2 separate regions of the Homo sapiens genome follow, and region 2 is linked to region 1. Evidence: chromatin loops called from intact Hi-C (ENCODE). Cell type or tissue: psoas muscle. All regions are shown on one strand.

Region 1 (8,000 bases):
GAAATAAAATAACCAAAACTTTAATTATTAAGAGAAAATAAATATAATTTCCTCTCACTCTAGAAACATCAATATTTAAAATGTTACCGTAACCTTTATATATAATGCATGCTCTATTTGAAAAAGGTAACACACCCGAAAAAGACATTATGAAGTAAACCATTTTGTTTGTTGCTTCTCAAACTTTATATTTTTTATACAGAGGAATTGGGAAAACTCTTAAAATCCTCAAAAAAGGAAAACAATTTATATTACAAAGAGTAAAACATTTAAACTTAAGTTAAATAGAAACTGCACTTCTTTATACTTCAATGAGCTTGCTAAGCCTCAGTTTTTTATTTGTAAAATGGAGATTTAAAGCAGCTATATGTCATTGTGTTGTCACAAGAATTGAATGGTTGATACATATAAAATGTTTAGTAAAGAGATCCACATATTAGGAGGTAAATAATTCATAATTGTACTATTCTTATTATCTTTATGATTATTTTACATTTGGCTCAGTGCTCAACAAATATTTGAGTGAAATAGTAAAAAAACAAAAAACTAAAGTATCATATCTCCATCATTTTAAAAGACTTTATTCCCAGCAATGAATTATCTAAAAATGTTATTTTTAAGCTTACATAATAGTTTCCTTATAGACTCAAAAGCAGATGATTTTTCAAAGTATTTAAGCAGGAAGAGAGATGAAAAAGTAATCCCATTTTCTTTGGCACTGTGGTACTGAAAAGCCTAATAGTTAAGTGCTATTAACAAAATGATGTGGCTGGAGAGACTTCCTTAGTGTTGAGGGGTGAGGGTGGGGGTCGGAGGGTAGGAGGAGAAGGAGGAAGAAAATTACAGTTTGTTATAATCCAAAATTCAACTCAATCCTTCAAGAAACAGATTCTTTCCCCCTACACACGCGCATACACACCCACACACCTTTTGTTTTTTAGAGATCTTGAAAATGTTTAGTCAAATGGGTCTTAAATGTCAGTCCTCTGGTGGGGAAGGAAAAGGGCACCACACACAGATCTTTCCCCTGCTTGGTCCAAGCCAGACGTAAAAGAAAACAAGCTTGAAATGAAATAAAGAATAACATAATTATAATACACCCTTCTCAAAACAAAAACAAACAAACAAAAAAACTCTGCCTCTCATTAAAATGTGAAATATCTCAAGAGATGGTTGTGGGTTTTACAATTTTATAACCCAGTTTTTTAAAATCCTAAATAGAAAGTATGTTTGGGTACATGCTATTTCATAAATGTCATGCATTTATGGTGGGAGCACTTTCTACACATATTCCTCGTTTACATTTCAAACGTGGCTTTTGGAAATATCCACCAGACACTAAATCATGGACAGAAACTCATAGCTTTTCGGGAGGCAGCAAGGTCAGGTGAAGGGCACTGGGTAGGAAGTCTGGAAATCTGTATCTCCTTCTAGCCATTCCCAGAACCAGGTCGTTGGCCCTAAACAAGTCTCTTGACCTCCCTGGATCTCAGTATCTCCATTAGGACTTAAGGATCTATTCTAACATCCTTTGACGAGAATTTAAATTTTTGCCCAAGGTGACCTCAATGTTGATAACAAGAATGGGAAATAGTGTTTATGATACCCATCATTTCATTGTCTTAAGTGCTACTTCACCTTAACTCATTTTATGTTTCAAAACACACTGTCAGCCCTTTATCAGTGTGTATGTGAGTGTGCATGCACACACGTACACACACACACAAACACACACTTCAAGGAATGAATAACAAAGAATCCCGCTGTGAGAATTATATATAGCATTTTATGTGACACGTTAGGCATAGCCATGTTCTAGGTGCTAATTATGAAACAGCAAACACAGAAAGCTTGTGTCCCTCCCTGAGTCAGCTGGGCCCACATTGCATTTCTCTCTAAGGTCAGTATGGCTTCATGCAAAACCCTTCTCCTCCACCCTCTGCTGACCAGAGAACAGTGACCCCCTTAAGCTCCTCAACAGCACAACCCAAAAGCAAAGGTGCAATTTAATTCTTAGCCTCAAACACAGCCCATTTGGAAGGACACCAGTCACTAGGGTATTGTTAGTGCCTTGAAATGGCCAAGAGGGATTGCTGACTCTGCGAATATCACTCGAAAGGCAGGAATTCTATTTGAATTACTAACATAACAGATGTTTGCTAGGCTCCACCATGCAGTCTGCATACAGTTATGCTAATTTGGCAGCACTTCTCTTCCAGTTAGCTCTGAGCCATTAGAGCACGCAGCTAGTAGGTCCTTCTGTCTAACTAATAATTGCCTATTATTGATATTAATTAACATTTTTTGCACCTTTCCTCAGTTTTGACCTAGTATCTGTTGGTAGTCTAATCACTGTGGCCTATTAAAAGTCAAAATACAGGGGCCTACAGTAGTCACGAGCCATTTATCAAAAAGCAAACAAGGCCAATTAAACAGGCAGCCAGACAGTTGTCTTGATTTGCCGCTGACTGTTTCTTGATCACCATTATAAATTGCTAATAGGGCAGAAAGCGCTAAGCGGGGAGCATCTGTGGGGGTCTGGTTATTGCTCACTCCCCGCCTGGTGACAGGTGAGAGAGAGGCTAGTGATGGTCTTATTGATGTGAACTGCCCATCAATTGGTAGTTATTGTTAAAGTTCATGATGCTACAGCTGATCCCGTCCTGCTGAGAGTCAATCAAATTAATTAGAGCTAGAAATTCTTCTTTATTATTTTAAAGCACCGGTACAGAAAGAAGCCCTGTAATTTGGATCCAAAGGCAATGAAGAAAAAAAATCTTCATGTAGTACAGTGTGAAAAAAAAAAATCAGATATTGCTTCTTCCATTATTTATAATAAGGTTTGCGGCTAAAGGTTTTTATAGGCACAGATCAAGAGATCATAATAGAAGCATATTGACAGATTTTTTTCTGCAATACTCTAAGGAACTGGCTGTAGCAGGAAAATATATCAAAACCTTATCATCAGAGCTGAGATCTTCTGTGAAAAATCAATAAAGAGTTATACATGGTTTGAGTTTAAACAGTTCTCTGTAGTCATTTAAACATAGTGCATCTGTACAGCTTTTTACCTCTGGAGACCAAGGTAACCTAGCAACTGCAGGGCTTAAACCGATTAACTACAAATGAAGTACTGTACGCCTATCAAAGCAATTGTTCATCGTTGCCTTTGTTGCAGAGACTAAGCTAATTGAACATGATACAGTATGAAGATAATTAACACCCATGAGTTTGTTAATTGCCTGTTAGCATTACAACACAGTCTCTTGGTTTCTTTTTAACTGTCTCCTTTGTAGCCTCTTACTTCCCTTAAAATGGTGCAGGACCTGTTTAACTGGCAATGATATCTTGGAGTTTATTAACCCTTTTAAAATTTTTTTTTTTTTTAAAAAAAGCCATCTTAATGAAGCATATTGCATGTGCTTGTTAAATGCAAGCTCCCACTTTGTCGCTCTATTTTCCCAAGATTGGAAATTTGTTTTACAGATACTGTACAAACTATGTTTATTTTTCGTGCTAATTTATTTCAAGCAATTTAGCCATTATAAATGCTCTTGAAAAAAAAACAGCTTTAGTGGTTCCCTTTATTACTCAGCTGCTCTGCTTTCGAGAGTAAGCGATAAATGTCTTTGAGGGTTGGAATATTAATTGAAGGCAGCATCTGGTCAGCAGCTGACCGGCTCCAGTTGTCCTGCTCCAACCGAGCAGGCGAGAAAGAAGCTTTGCTGGCTCTCTTTGCCAGGCTCTCACTTTTCCTTGGAGCCATGGACTAAATGAACCCCCATTTTATCTCTGCTGGATCACTGCATGGATGCCAGAAAATCAATTGGGCAGGAAAATCTGTTAATCTAAAGTGAATTCAATCTAAGGAATCATTTAAAATAAAAATTTCAATCATTACTTTTTCAGAAAAGCACTTTTTTCCCTCAAGTCTGTGTGTACATGTCATGACGATACTTCGAAAGGACCTATAGCAAGAGTAATTTGAAGTCAATAGAATTGTCTTGCAAAGAACAATTTGCTTTTTGGAAAAAAAAAAAAATAGGGTGGCTGATTACAAACTTAAGAGGAAATGGAAAACCCAAACACTGTGTGGCCAGAAACCATTAACACACTCTAGCCCAGAATACACATCAGGACAGATTTTTCTCCTGTTGAGAAGGAATACCTTGGCTGTGTTACAATTGTTTAACTTGGATTTTCCTGCACGATCCTCTGTGTTTGTCGTTACCATGTCGCGGTTAATACTTGCTGGTAAGCCAGTCCCAGGGGAGCCATTTCTAGTGCCCAATTACAAGTTCTATCATCAATCATAAGTATTATTTATTCAACAAAATGAATTGCTAATTAATAACTGATGAGCATTATGGCCTTGAAGACTATAACACTATTAATTATGGTTGGCATGAAAGGGGTCTACCTGGCACATTTTCACCACAATTAGCCCTGGAAGCTTTCATGGACTATGTCTATTAAGATAATATAAGAAAAGGCTGACCTTCCTTCCCCTCCTGCATAAGGACTAATACATTATCTCAGGTTAGAACTTCACCAAATCAACCCCGGTATTCCAACATTGTTTTTCCTGTGCACCATGACTTGTATGAGAAGCATGGCATGGAGAAAAGAACTCCCCATAGAGGTTGGCAGGTACAAAATGCAGCCACACATGCCCAGCCGTGCTCCTGCTGAAATGCTGCAAGGGGTGACTCAGCCATAGCCTAGCACTTGGAATGTGGCTGCCAGCTTATTTTTAGACTCAGTTGTTGCCCAGCTCCTGTTCTGAGCTCTGGGTCCAGGCACACAGCAGCTAAATCACTTCAGCAGGCAGCTGGCAGACGAAGACTGTTCACATTTACTGGCAGGCTGGTGGGAGTACATCGTTCACCTTAAGGACTTCCTGATCAGACACTTAAAGAAGGGAAGCTAAGAAATGCCCTCTTGCCCACTACTGGGGAAGGAGAAAACAGTAGGTTTGAAGAATGAACACACACAAAAATATAATACTGCTGTGAACCTCTTTGAAAGCAGAACAAATCTACTACCTCTGTGCTCTGTGTAGCTAAGTCTCTATGCCCAAAGCTCTGTGGGTGACCAAATATGGGTGGATGATAAAGCACTGCAAAGACTTTTTAAAGTTATACGAATAATATAAGGGAAAAACTTTTTTCCTCCTGCATATGTGTAAGCTCTAGAAGGAAAGAGCTTGTTAAATAGTTATCTGGATCATTCTGTAGTTTAGACAATTATTTCACATTTAATGCTGGATGGATTTTGGAGAATAAGCAATTTACATGAATCAAATTAACTAAAGAAATGAAAAAGCACTCTCTTTCTGCTGGATAAACAGAACAGCCAGTCTCGCATTATTTCAGTTAAATATGTTTAGGGTTCAAATTATACAAGCATCTTCCCTTACCATTCTGTCAAACAGCAGAGATCTCAGCCCTCTTTTTGTGGGTGGTTACATGTGTCCTTTGAGGGGAAAAAAGAAAAGAAAAAGTGCACCCCACATCCATATGGCATGATTATCGGTGAAGTTATTTTTAGCTTTACAAAATCAAGAGTTAGGAAAATTCATAGAGTGAAAGAAATGTTCATAAAACAGCCTAATTAAGCAAAACATTTTTCAGAGTTTCCACCACATTTCTCTGTAAAGACACTGACAAGTGAATACACCCAGCTGGTAAGGGCTTGCCAGCATTTAGGTTAGTAAAGTGGTAAATTATTTGTGTTTCATGGTGGCAAATGTACCTATTTCTGCAAAGGCTAGGACAGAACAGCCAAAAGAGGCCATTTAGTTGACACTGATTAATGGAAAGAGCAAGTAAAAATTTAAGGAAGGAAGGGAGAAAAAAGGGGTAGAAAGAGTTCAGTGGAAGTGGAAGAGGAAAAATGGAGGATGGGCTGGTAAGAAACCTTGGATTCAAAAGCTGGCTCCACCACTTTCTGCATTCAGAAGCCTGAACAAATCAGTTCATCTATCTGAGCCTCAGTTTACACTTTTGTAAATGGGAGTTATTCATACTTCTACTTGTCTTGAAGATTTGTAGGGAGGAGCCAGTGAATAGGGTGTTTGTGTCTTTAGTTTTGAAAGCACTTTGAAAACAAATAGTTACATAGAAATGTAAGATTTCTAATAATTTTGCTTGTTTGCTACTGAGAGGTGAAGCCAGCTGGACTTCCTAGGTTGAGTGGGGACTTGGAGAACTTTTCTGTCTTACAAGAGGATTGTAAAATGCACCAATCAGTGCTCTGTAGCTAGCAAGAGGATTGTAAAATGCACCAATCAGCAGGATCCTAAAAGTAGCCAATCTCAGGGAGGATTGAAAAAAGGGCACTCTGATAGGACAGAAACAGAACATGGGAGGGGCCAATAAGGGAATAAAAGCTGGCCACCCCAGCCAATAGAGGCAATCCGCTCGGGTTCCCTTCCATGCTGTGGAAGTTCTGTTCTTTCGCTCTTCACGAGAAACCTTGCTACTTCTCACTCTTTGGGTCCATGTCATCTTTAAGGGCTGTAACACTCACTGCAAAGGTCCCACGGCTTCATTCTTGAAGTCAGCGAGACCACGAACCCACCAGAAGGAACAAACTCTGGACACACTACTAGCCCATCTCAATCCAGTTATTTCAAGCAAAGTGGCCAGGTAGGCTCCAAAGGCTGTATGTAGAAGGGAACATATCACCCAGACCCTCAGTTTGAGAATTAAAGACTGGGTCAGTAGTTGAGAGTATTGAAGCCTGCATGAGGGAATATCATGTTTTCTTACATCAAAAGTCAAGCAAAGATACCTGAGCCACAAATAGCCACTTCCTACGATCACACCTGAGGCTACCCCTACAGAGAACTCCAACCTTATGCACAATAATAACATCAGGAAATTAACGAGGTAGTTATTCTGGATAGGTCTGGTGTGGGGCCTAGAAAAATCTGCATCTTAATCAGCAGCTCTGGTCTTTCTGAGGCAGGCAGTTCACAACTACCAAACGAGAGACCGAGTTATGACTCCTGTGAGTAGAGCACAGCCCCAGCATGCACTTCTCTCATTCTGCAGCATGGTTGTGAACATATTTGGACCAGGAGGCATCTTTTCAAGAGTCAAGAGAAACAAGGAATGGTGGAGGCTCAGTCCTTGTTTTCGGTAAGACAGGCTTGATTCAAGAAGTTATTTGCTCCTAGACTGCATGGGAAAGGCACTGTTTTGTAATCTTTAAAAGCTTTTTATTTTGAGACAATTGTAGATTCACGTACAGTTTTAGGAAACAATACAGGAAAGATCCTATGTACCCTTCACCCAGTTCACAACCAGGACACTGACATTGATACACTCCACCCACCTTATTCAGATTTTACCAGTTATACATGCACTTATTTGTGTACATGTGTGGGTATTTAATTCAAAGTGGTTTTATCAAATGTGTAGAGTCATGTGACCACAGTCAAGAAAAAGAACAGTGCCATCACCACAAGGATATGCAATCCTCTGTGTTGCTCCTTTATACCAAACCCGCTTCCGTCTTCATCTGCTCCATCCCAAGGTCTGAACCCATGGCAACCAACCAGTAATCTGTTCTCCATTCCTATAGTGTTACTTCAAGAATGTTATGTAAATTAAACAATATACCATGTGACCTCTTGAGATTGACTTTTCTCACTCAGCGTAATTCTGATAGTGGTGTAGTGCAATATAGAAGTAGTCCATTCTCACAGGCGTGTGGAGATATCTCATTGTGATTTTAATTTGCACTTCCCTAATGCCTAATGTTATTGAACATATTTCCTGGAGTTTATTTTTCTCTTTTTCTAGTTTTATGATCTGAAAACATTTTTTATCTCCATAGGTTATTGGGGAACAGGTGATGTTTGGTTACATGGGTAAGTTCTTCAGTGGTGATTTGTTAAGATTTTTGGTGCACCCGTCACCCGAACAGTATACACTGCACCCTATTTGTAGTCTTTTAACCCTCACCCCTTCCCCTGAGTCCCCAAAGTCCAC
Region 2 (8,000 bases), 230 kb after region 1:
GAGCAGTTGGAAAAAGAAAATTTCGAGGAAGGGACATCTTGGTTTTTAAATCGAATAGACTGCTTTGCACACACCATTGACTCTTGCATTTTGCCATCGAAATATCGATTTTAAGACAGATCTGTAAATACACGAAGAGGTGGACTGAACTCGGGAAAGAAGATAGGATTGGGAAAGAAAAACAGGGCTGAAGTACCAAAGCAAAAGAAAGAAGGAAGAGGGGAAATCATATTTTTAAATATCCAGTTGCTTGAAATACTCATAGCCAATTTGGTAAAATGTTCACAGCATCCTTTATCCTCAGCAAACAGAAACACTACTTAAGTTTGAAGAATGTGCTGTACACCCCTAAAAGAGACCAAAGGAGATGGAACTAGTAAGGGAGGGCTGAGCTTGAAGAGGGCTGAGCTCCTATTAAGAGTGAACTTTTTCCTTGAATTAAATATTAATATTTACTTCATAAGTGGGAGAATAAAAGTGGGCAAGTTAATTAGATAGAGGAATTAATTTTGTTTACCTTTGTAGTACTGCAAACATAAACAGCTCCTAACCCTGTGTACACACTCCCTATATATATGACGGCACGTCCTCTACCATGTGTATCGACACACACACTACTCCTAAACACTCTTATCTGTTTAGCCAGCCAATTAACGTTAAACCAATGTTTGGAAGAGTGCATGTCTCCTATAAACATGAGTAATGTATTTGCCATAAAAATAATGATTAGAATGAATTAATCCATCTGATATGTGTATTATATGGATTTAAACATGTTGTTTTAAGAGATTCTCATAACCCTGGATGCCACAGTTAAAAACGAACACTAGCACAAACCATTTTGCAATCTCTTAAACAAATAAAACTGCCTTGATTTAAATAACATTTATTTTACATGACCAAACACAATAAATAACGTAATATACAAGGCTTTATAATTATTGCACATTTGTAAAATATCTTACAGTGAGTTCATACATCCAGCAATATTTAAAGCACGAAGACTTTATTTACAATTTTATTTCAATATAATAACCAGATCCAATGGACCCAACAAATGATGAATTTATGTTAATTTTACCAACCAGCGTTCTCATCAATCATATATATTTTTTGGGGGAAATGTAAACATTACTGCCTAAAGTACCTTATATACATCTGTTAGCTGATCATAACAAAGGACTTTAACAATCTAAATAGGTAAAGCTGATAAAGGGTACCATATTTTGGTTTATTTTATTTAGCCTTAAATTATATATTAATATTTTTAAAAATGTAAACTCAGTGAATAAGAGCTGGTATAATCAATATTTTACATAAGTAGTCTCATGTTTTTAAAAACAAAAACAAAAACTTAAGTTTTAGATCATTGCTATTTCATTGGAAAGTTCTCTAATATTTTATGGTAATATTTTAATAGACCCCAGGAATTTCGAAATACTGTTTCCCCTTTATGTATTTTCCATTTGATGGAAATAATTTCTCCTGGAAAACTAATTCTTTCAAAAGTTTACTGAAAGCCTATATTTAGGAAATGATATTTTAAAATCCAGTGTCTTTAAAATAACAATATGATGGCAGGACACAAATCTGAAATAAACCACAGAAAATAGTGCCAATGTGTATGTATACATGAATATGTGTGTATCTCTTACATATGTATTTAAGAGCACGGATATATATATGCATATACATACATATACATATATATACACATACACAAACACATGTAGGTAGCCTACCTACATTTTAATACACGTACACACACATACCCACTTCGCTGGGTCTAAACATGCACTAGCAAGTTATTTTAGGGCTTCAACTCTTCAGAAAATCTCATTATGTGAGGAGCCAAGTGGCTCTGCGGGGAGCATTATGGAAATATCTGGGCTTGATTTAATGAGGCTGTTCACACTGGTGGAATATCAACTTAACAGAGAAAAGTCTACCCAGGGCGTCCAAGTTACCAAAATGAAAATCGGCAATTGAGATGATAAGAACGTGGCTTTCTTCTGCGAAATCACTTCAGGTAACAGAGATAACATTAAATAACATACATTCTATGCACCAAGAACAATGTTTTATGTACCGAGTCTCTTATCCGTCTCTCCTAATGACTTCCCTTAGCGGGTTGTTAGTACTTGACAGCAGGTCTCCGTGCGGGGAACTTTTCTCCAATTCCACATTCAAAGGAGGTCCATCAGAGAGCATGATTGGCAATTTTCGTCATAATCTGCACATTATTAGCATCAAACTTGACGTGGCAGTTAACACTAGTGGGTTTTGATGTACCTTTCTTCAAGTTCAAGGAAACCCCTCCAGTAGCCGGGTTGGCAGAGCGGGTCTCAGCAACCCAGCGGTGGCTTTGCAGAGGCGAAGGCGCAATAGACATGCGTGAGAAATATGCCAAGAACCATTTCACCCGAGGAAAAGGAAAGCGAGGAGAGAAGGGGACGAGGGACATAGAGAGTTCTAACTTAGAAAAGTGTCTAAGGAAATGCTTTAGGATAATATTAATATATCTAGAGATTCAAGTATTTCCCAGATCGAGTGGAACCCGGTAGTTGGAAAACTGAGCTGAAAACGCCTCTCCAAATACTACAGCGATCTATCAGTCTTACCCCTACCCCAACTCCCTTCCTTTCCCTTCCCTGGCCGTGGCAACCTCTTTTGCCATCACTTTTTGCATAAAATATGCAAGATGCTTCCATTCCATCAGCACTGAAACCAAAGACCAAAAGAGAGAAAGGTGTTGGACCGAAAAGGAGGCGGCGCAACGGCCACCCCTTCCAGCACCTCGGCTTTGTCCTTCCCGGGGAAGGCGGCCACATCCCTACCCGCCTTGCTCCTGAACGTAGTAAACAATCTCACAAACAACCACCGCTGCCCACGCTCTCCATCCGTCCTCCCGGCCTTATCAGACCTCCGTTCTCCCGCACTCTTCGGGCAGGGTCCCTAATAAGCTCAGGCTGAAAGAACGTTTGCCACCTCCCCCACCCTCGTTGAAAGAAAAGGAAGAAAAACAGCAGCAGCGAGAAACCTCCGGGGCGACTCCTCCCCCGCCCCCAAGCACCAGCGCACAGCATCCCCCTCTGTCTTTGTTGTGGTTCTCCGTTGCTTCGGGCCACGCCGTTCAGCCAAGCAACCCGGACCTGAGAGTGCACAGCCAGGACTAGCTTAGGGGGCGAGGGGTTGGTCTTTGGGAAACCAAGCGCTCAGGACAGAGGTGGAAAGTGGGTCCCGGGAGCCAGAAAAGAGAGAGAAGGGCAGACGGCTGGGTGGCAAATACAAAAATAGAAATAATTTAGGGGGATGCCCGCCAGGCTTTTGCGCCTGCTCCTTCTCCCCCAATTCGGAGCAGGTTCCCTTCGGCCTCCCGCGCCCCGGGGCGCCCCCTGGCGGCAGCGGCAGCAGCGGGCAACGCGCGGAGGGCTCAGGGGGCGCACAGGGGACTCCCGGGCACACTCAGAGAGGCGGGCGCGGCCCCCTGGCGGTGGCGACGTAGTTATCTGGTGAGCGGAGCCTCGTCCCTCTGGTCCGGCGGGCTCACGGCCGTCTTACTAAGCACCGCGGCCGAGTAGGGCAGGAAGCCGCTCTCGGAACGCGGCGCCGCCGCGCTGCAGCCGAAGTCCGAGCCTCCCCCGGCCCCGGCGCCCCCGCCGCCGCCGCCACCACCACCACCGCCGCCGCCACCGCCACCCCGGGAACCCAGGGCTGCGGCAGCTGCTGCCGCGGCTGCCGCCGCCGACTGACTGCTGTGGCAACTGAGGCACGAGCAGGGTGCAGAGCCGCCGCTGGGGGGCGCGCCGGCCGCCGCCGCCGAGGAGGCCGCAGCCGCTGCGGCTGCCGCGGCTGCCGCGGCAGAGGCCGCGCTGTTGAGCCCCGCGGCGGCCGCGGGAGCCTGGTAGAGACCAGGGTGGCGGAAGCTACACAGCAGCTCCGGCCGAGAGTAGGGGTGCGAGAGGGCGCGGAAGGTGTCCAGTGGCCGGATGGAAGTAGCGAAGGGCGACGAAGCCGCGGCCGCCGCGCCTGAGGCTGCAGCCGCGGCCGCCGCCGCCGTGACGCCCACGTGCGGGTAGTAGTGCAGCGGCACGTGCGAGTGGAAGGGGTAGGGCAGGCTTCCGGTGGCGGCCGCGTGCGTCATCATGTAGGTGTAGAAGCTGGGGTCGGCTGGGTGCGGCCAGGACATGGCCAGGCGCTGCCGCTTGTCCTTCATGCGCCGGTTCTGGAACCACACCTGCGGGGAGAGACGCGCCGCAGCCTGGGTTAGGGAGCGCCCCGTGTTCCCAGCTCCTGTCCCAGGACCTCTGCCCCTTCCGGACCTCTGAATGGCTTGGTCTACTTCTCTCCGACCAAGCCCAACCCCGAGTACCCTGTGGTCTCCCAGCTGGGAAAGTGTGGACGGCAGTGTGTGGACCGCCGTGGGCACACCGTCCTCAACGAAGAGGGTCCTCTCCCCCGCGTCCGGCTGCTGCTGCTCCTCAGGCTTTTATTCCCTTACTTCTTGCTGCACTTTTTTGTCCCAATCCAACCTTTCCTCTCCCTCCCGCCACCCACCAGTGCCGGTCTCGCTGAGCACCCGTCTCTCAATCCCAGGATTTGTACGGGGATTCTGGGCAGCCTTTGAAGAGAGGCTGCCGCTCAGCTTTTCTGAGAGGTCGCCGCGCGAAGTCTTGAGCCCTCCGAACTGCAAGGACCTGCCCCTAGGGGCACGGGTCCGATTTTGATATTGAAGGGATGATTTTGTTGGAATCGTTTGCCTTAAATGAGTGGGTAGAGCAATGTCTCCATAAACGGGGAAGGGGACGTTTCCACCCCTCCCAACACTATCTAATAAAGACATCATTCGTCACAACTCTAAATTAAAGAAAGCCCGATCAAACCAGAGGGAGACTTCCACACTCCTCCCCTACCCCGTGGAGATTTTTTCTTTTTTCTGCAGTGTCGAACGCTCCATGAAGGGCTCACCAAATCGCCTAACCTCCCGGCTATCTCTCCCAGACGTATAATAAAATTAATAACCTAAAGTTATATATAAATAAGGACAATTTCGTTGCATTTTTCCCCGCAGGAGGTTGCCCTTTTTTCGTTGCCCAAGAGGAAAATGTTCAGGAAACTACTGTCTCAAACCAATCGATTTTAAAGATACAGTATCCTTTTCTCCGTGTAACGATTTATGCGGAAAATAAATCTCCAAGCTCAAGAGCAAATGAAAAGTTTCACCTCTGGTTCCTGCTTGAGGAACAAAGACCAACTGGGCTTGCCGCCTAGGGGAAAGTGGGGCCGTGGGTATGGGCGAGGGGGCATCTGGCCAGGCGTTGGGCACAATGGAGCAGGGGCGAGTGCTTTCAGCATTGGAGTCACCATTCGGGGGCCTTCTTAGATCCGTCAGGCCGGACAACCGTTCGGATTCGGTGGCCGGGAAATAAATAAGCCAATTCCTTTGGTGACTACCCCCCGCGGATTTCCAGACCCTTAGCTAAATCTAGCCACCCAGAAAGGGGAAAGGGGAAAAAGAAACAATCAACCCAGATGCCCCCGGGGAGGCCAGAGCAGGCATGCACTGGAATTGATACCTTGATGGTGGTTTCGGGCAGGTTGAGTGCCGCGGCCAGCTCGCACCGGCGGGGCCGCGACACATAGTTCTCCCGGTAGAACTCCTTCTCCAGGCGCGCGATCTGCTCGCGGGTGAACGCCGTACGGTAGCGCCGCACTTGATCCGCGCCAGAGCCGGAGCCACCCAGCGCCGCGCTCCCGCCGCTGCCTCCGCTGCCTCCATGCAGGCTTCCGAGGCCTGAGCCCGACGCCGACGTCGTGGTGCCGGCAGCCGAGCCGCTCTCTGCGTACCCTGGCAAACAAACGACCAACAGCGCATGAGTGGCTGTAGGACCAACAGCCCGGCGCTGGCGCTGCGCGCGGATCGGGGAAGCCCCGTCAGGAAGGAGAGTCGCTGCCGGAATTGATGGGGTCTGTCATGCTTACAAATTGCTGCCGTTAATGGAATCAATAAAGTTTGGGGAGCCCTTCATAAGCAAATAATAGAAACGGAATTAGGAGATTTCTTTTTTAATAATTAGAAATTTTCAACCAAGGAGGAAAAGTGGCCGAGGGAAAATGCCTACCTCTGGGCGCAGTTTGGGAAGCTCTGGGTTTCCCATGGTCTGGAGACCGCAGGGCAGCTTTTTATACGGCCTCTAACCTTTATCTGAGTCTTCGGGGTTTCAAATATTTTAAGAGTTCCAACACAGCAGTAGCTCAAACCCAAGCCAATAGGGGGTGAAATATACTTTTCAACTCTTTCTCCCGCTGACCTAAACAGAGACGCCGGCGAGGCTTCCTCCGACTTACCCAGAAGAATGCCCCCTCCAGCCCTGAGGGCACAGGGGCAGGGGAGTTCAGAGTAGTTGCCCAGGGTACCTTTCCCAAAAGCAACTCGGCTGCTGACTAGGGGTCTACCGGCTCGCTCGGGCTCTTAGACACGAGCGCAGAAACATTTTCTCGGACTCAGGAGCGAGGGCGGGTGGGCCTGGTGTTCCAGGCTCCGCAGGCCTGAGCCTGGCGGGAAAGCTCAAGGAGCAGAACTGGAAGGCACGGTCCCAGACATGCGTCCCGCCCCCGCCCGTGCTAGCTCGGTGTAGCTTGCCTGTGGAGGGTCTGAGAGGGGAAAAGGCACCGGGAAAGGCTGGCGGGGGCCGCGGAGGAGCAAAGAGGATGGGACTGGAGAGCGCGGTGCGGCCGGCGCGGTTACCTTTGCCATTGTTTTCCTTAAGCTGAGCGGCGCCGAGGCCCCCGGGGGAGCGAAGCGCGGAGCAGCCCACCTCCACGTCGCTGCTCATGTCGGCCTCAGCGGCCGCCTCTGAATAATGGCCCGGCTTCTTGCGGCTCTCGGCGGCGGAGGAGATTTCGGAGGAGACGGTGCTTTCGCTGCCCGTGTGCTGCAGGTTGAACAAAGTGTCTATTTCGAATTTGCCCTTGGCGGGGAGTTCTCCCAGAGCGCTGTGCAGGGGGGCAGACGGCAGGCGCGGGCTTAGGCGAGCCGGGTGCTGCGAATTTTCCAGGGCCTCGAGCACAGCATTGCCAGCCGAGTTGGACAAATTGGAGAATCTCTTGCCCGCCGTAGGGCTGTGCAGCCCTCTCTCCATCAGAATCATCTCTTTTCTTATTCTTTCCATCATCTCAGCTTTCTTAAAAATGTCACAGTGGCCCTGCTGTCCCGTCCTAATGATAGGCTGCGCCTAGGGCTAATTCTCATTCAGCCCCAGCGAACGCCTCTAAATATTATTATCGCTTTCGGAGGGAGGCGGAAAAATTGTGGGATGCCAGAGCGAGGGAATGACTGGTCAAAATGACCCATACATCCTTCCGATCCCGAGATGTCATTCATCAAAAAGTAGCGCCCGCTCGTCATTAAGGTACGAATGACGCTGTTCGAATAATCATTTATTGTAACAGGTTTATAAGCAAATAAATACACCCTCCTGTCAGTGGGTAATGAAGGCAGCTTCAGAGCAGACAAATAGATCCAGGTAGGAGGCGAGAAGAGACAAGTGAGGAGGAAGGCTCCGGTCCTTTGCCCGCTCCGAGCCAGTTCTGCTCGCCCGGGGGTTTGGCCTCGGGGGTGAAATTGACAGTCTGATTAATAGAGCGCGCCGCGGCACATTTCCCCCTTCATTTAGGGGCATCATTACGCTCTCAGTTTGCTAGGTTGCCCCTTAGGTCCTAATCATGCAGCGCCTTCTTCATTTTTCCTTGGACACAGATACGTATTAAATAATAGATAATGGTTTGACTTTCCAGAGTAGGTCCTCGGGAAGGTTTGGTTTTTTTTTTTTTTTTTTTTTTTTTTTTTACCATTTACAAGCTGGGGGCATAAGTGGGGGGAGATAAGGGGGAGGATGCAGGAAGAGTTGCGTAAGGAGAAGACCTTGCGCCTCTCCTATCTGGATTACTTATCTTTCGGATTTCGGAACCAAATATGTATTTTATTTAACAAATAGGAC

The links. A loop is a pair of places that touch in the nucleus more often than their neighbours do. Peaks named below come from ENCODE experiments on the same cell type or tissue, not always from the same donor. Only the 100,000 strongest peaks of a DNase experiment are listed, where the experiment ranks them.
Region 2: a loop joins it to region 1, with 2.2 times the contacts of the local background. A loop is called at or near these places in 5 of 110 quality-filtered maps.

What each region holds. Positions count from the first base shown.
Region 1 is chr2:175,851,193-175,859,192 of GRCh38, forward strand. No RefSeq gene overlaps it. Among named protein-coding and RNA genes, the nearest start is that of LNPK, 150 kb to the right of the region's middle. In psoas muscle, no CTCF peak of the experiment used is centred here; DNase peaks (open chromatin) are centred at 3,689 and 4,749; H3K4me3 peaks cover 1,606 bases; H3K27ac peaks cover 3,109 bases.
Region 2 is chr2:176,076,602-176,084,601 of GRCh38, forward strand. EVX2 (even-skipped homeobox 2) reads right to left here and starts at 7,361. Exons shown (of 3, transcript NM_001080458.2): 1 at 6,749-7,361; 2 at 5,577-5,848; 3 at 871-4,237. The coding sequence starts at 7,175. The coding sequence ends at 3,506. RefSeq lists enhancers at 1-81, 2,314-2,955, 6,120-6,735. In psoas muscle, CTCF peaks have their summits at 3,438 (motif pointing left) and 3,642; DNase peaks (open chromatin) are centred at 3,450 and 4,131; H3K4me3 peaks cover 3,099 bases; H3K27me3 peaks cover 7,765 bases.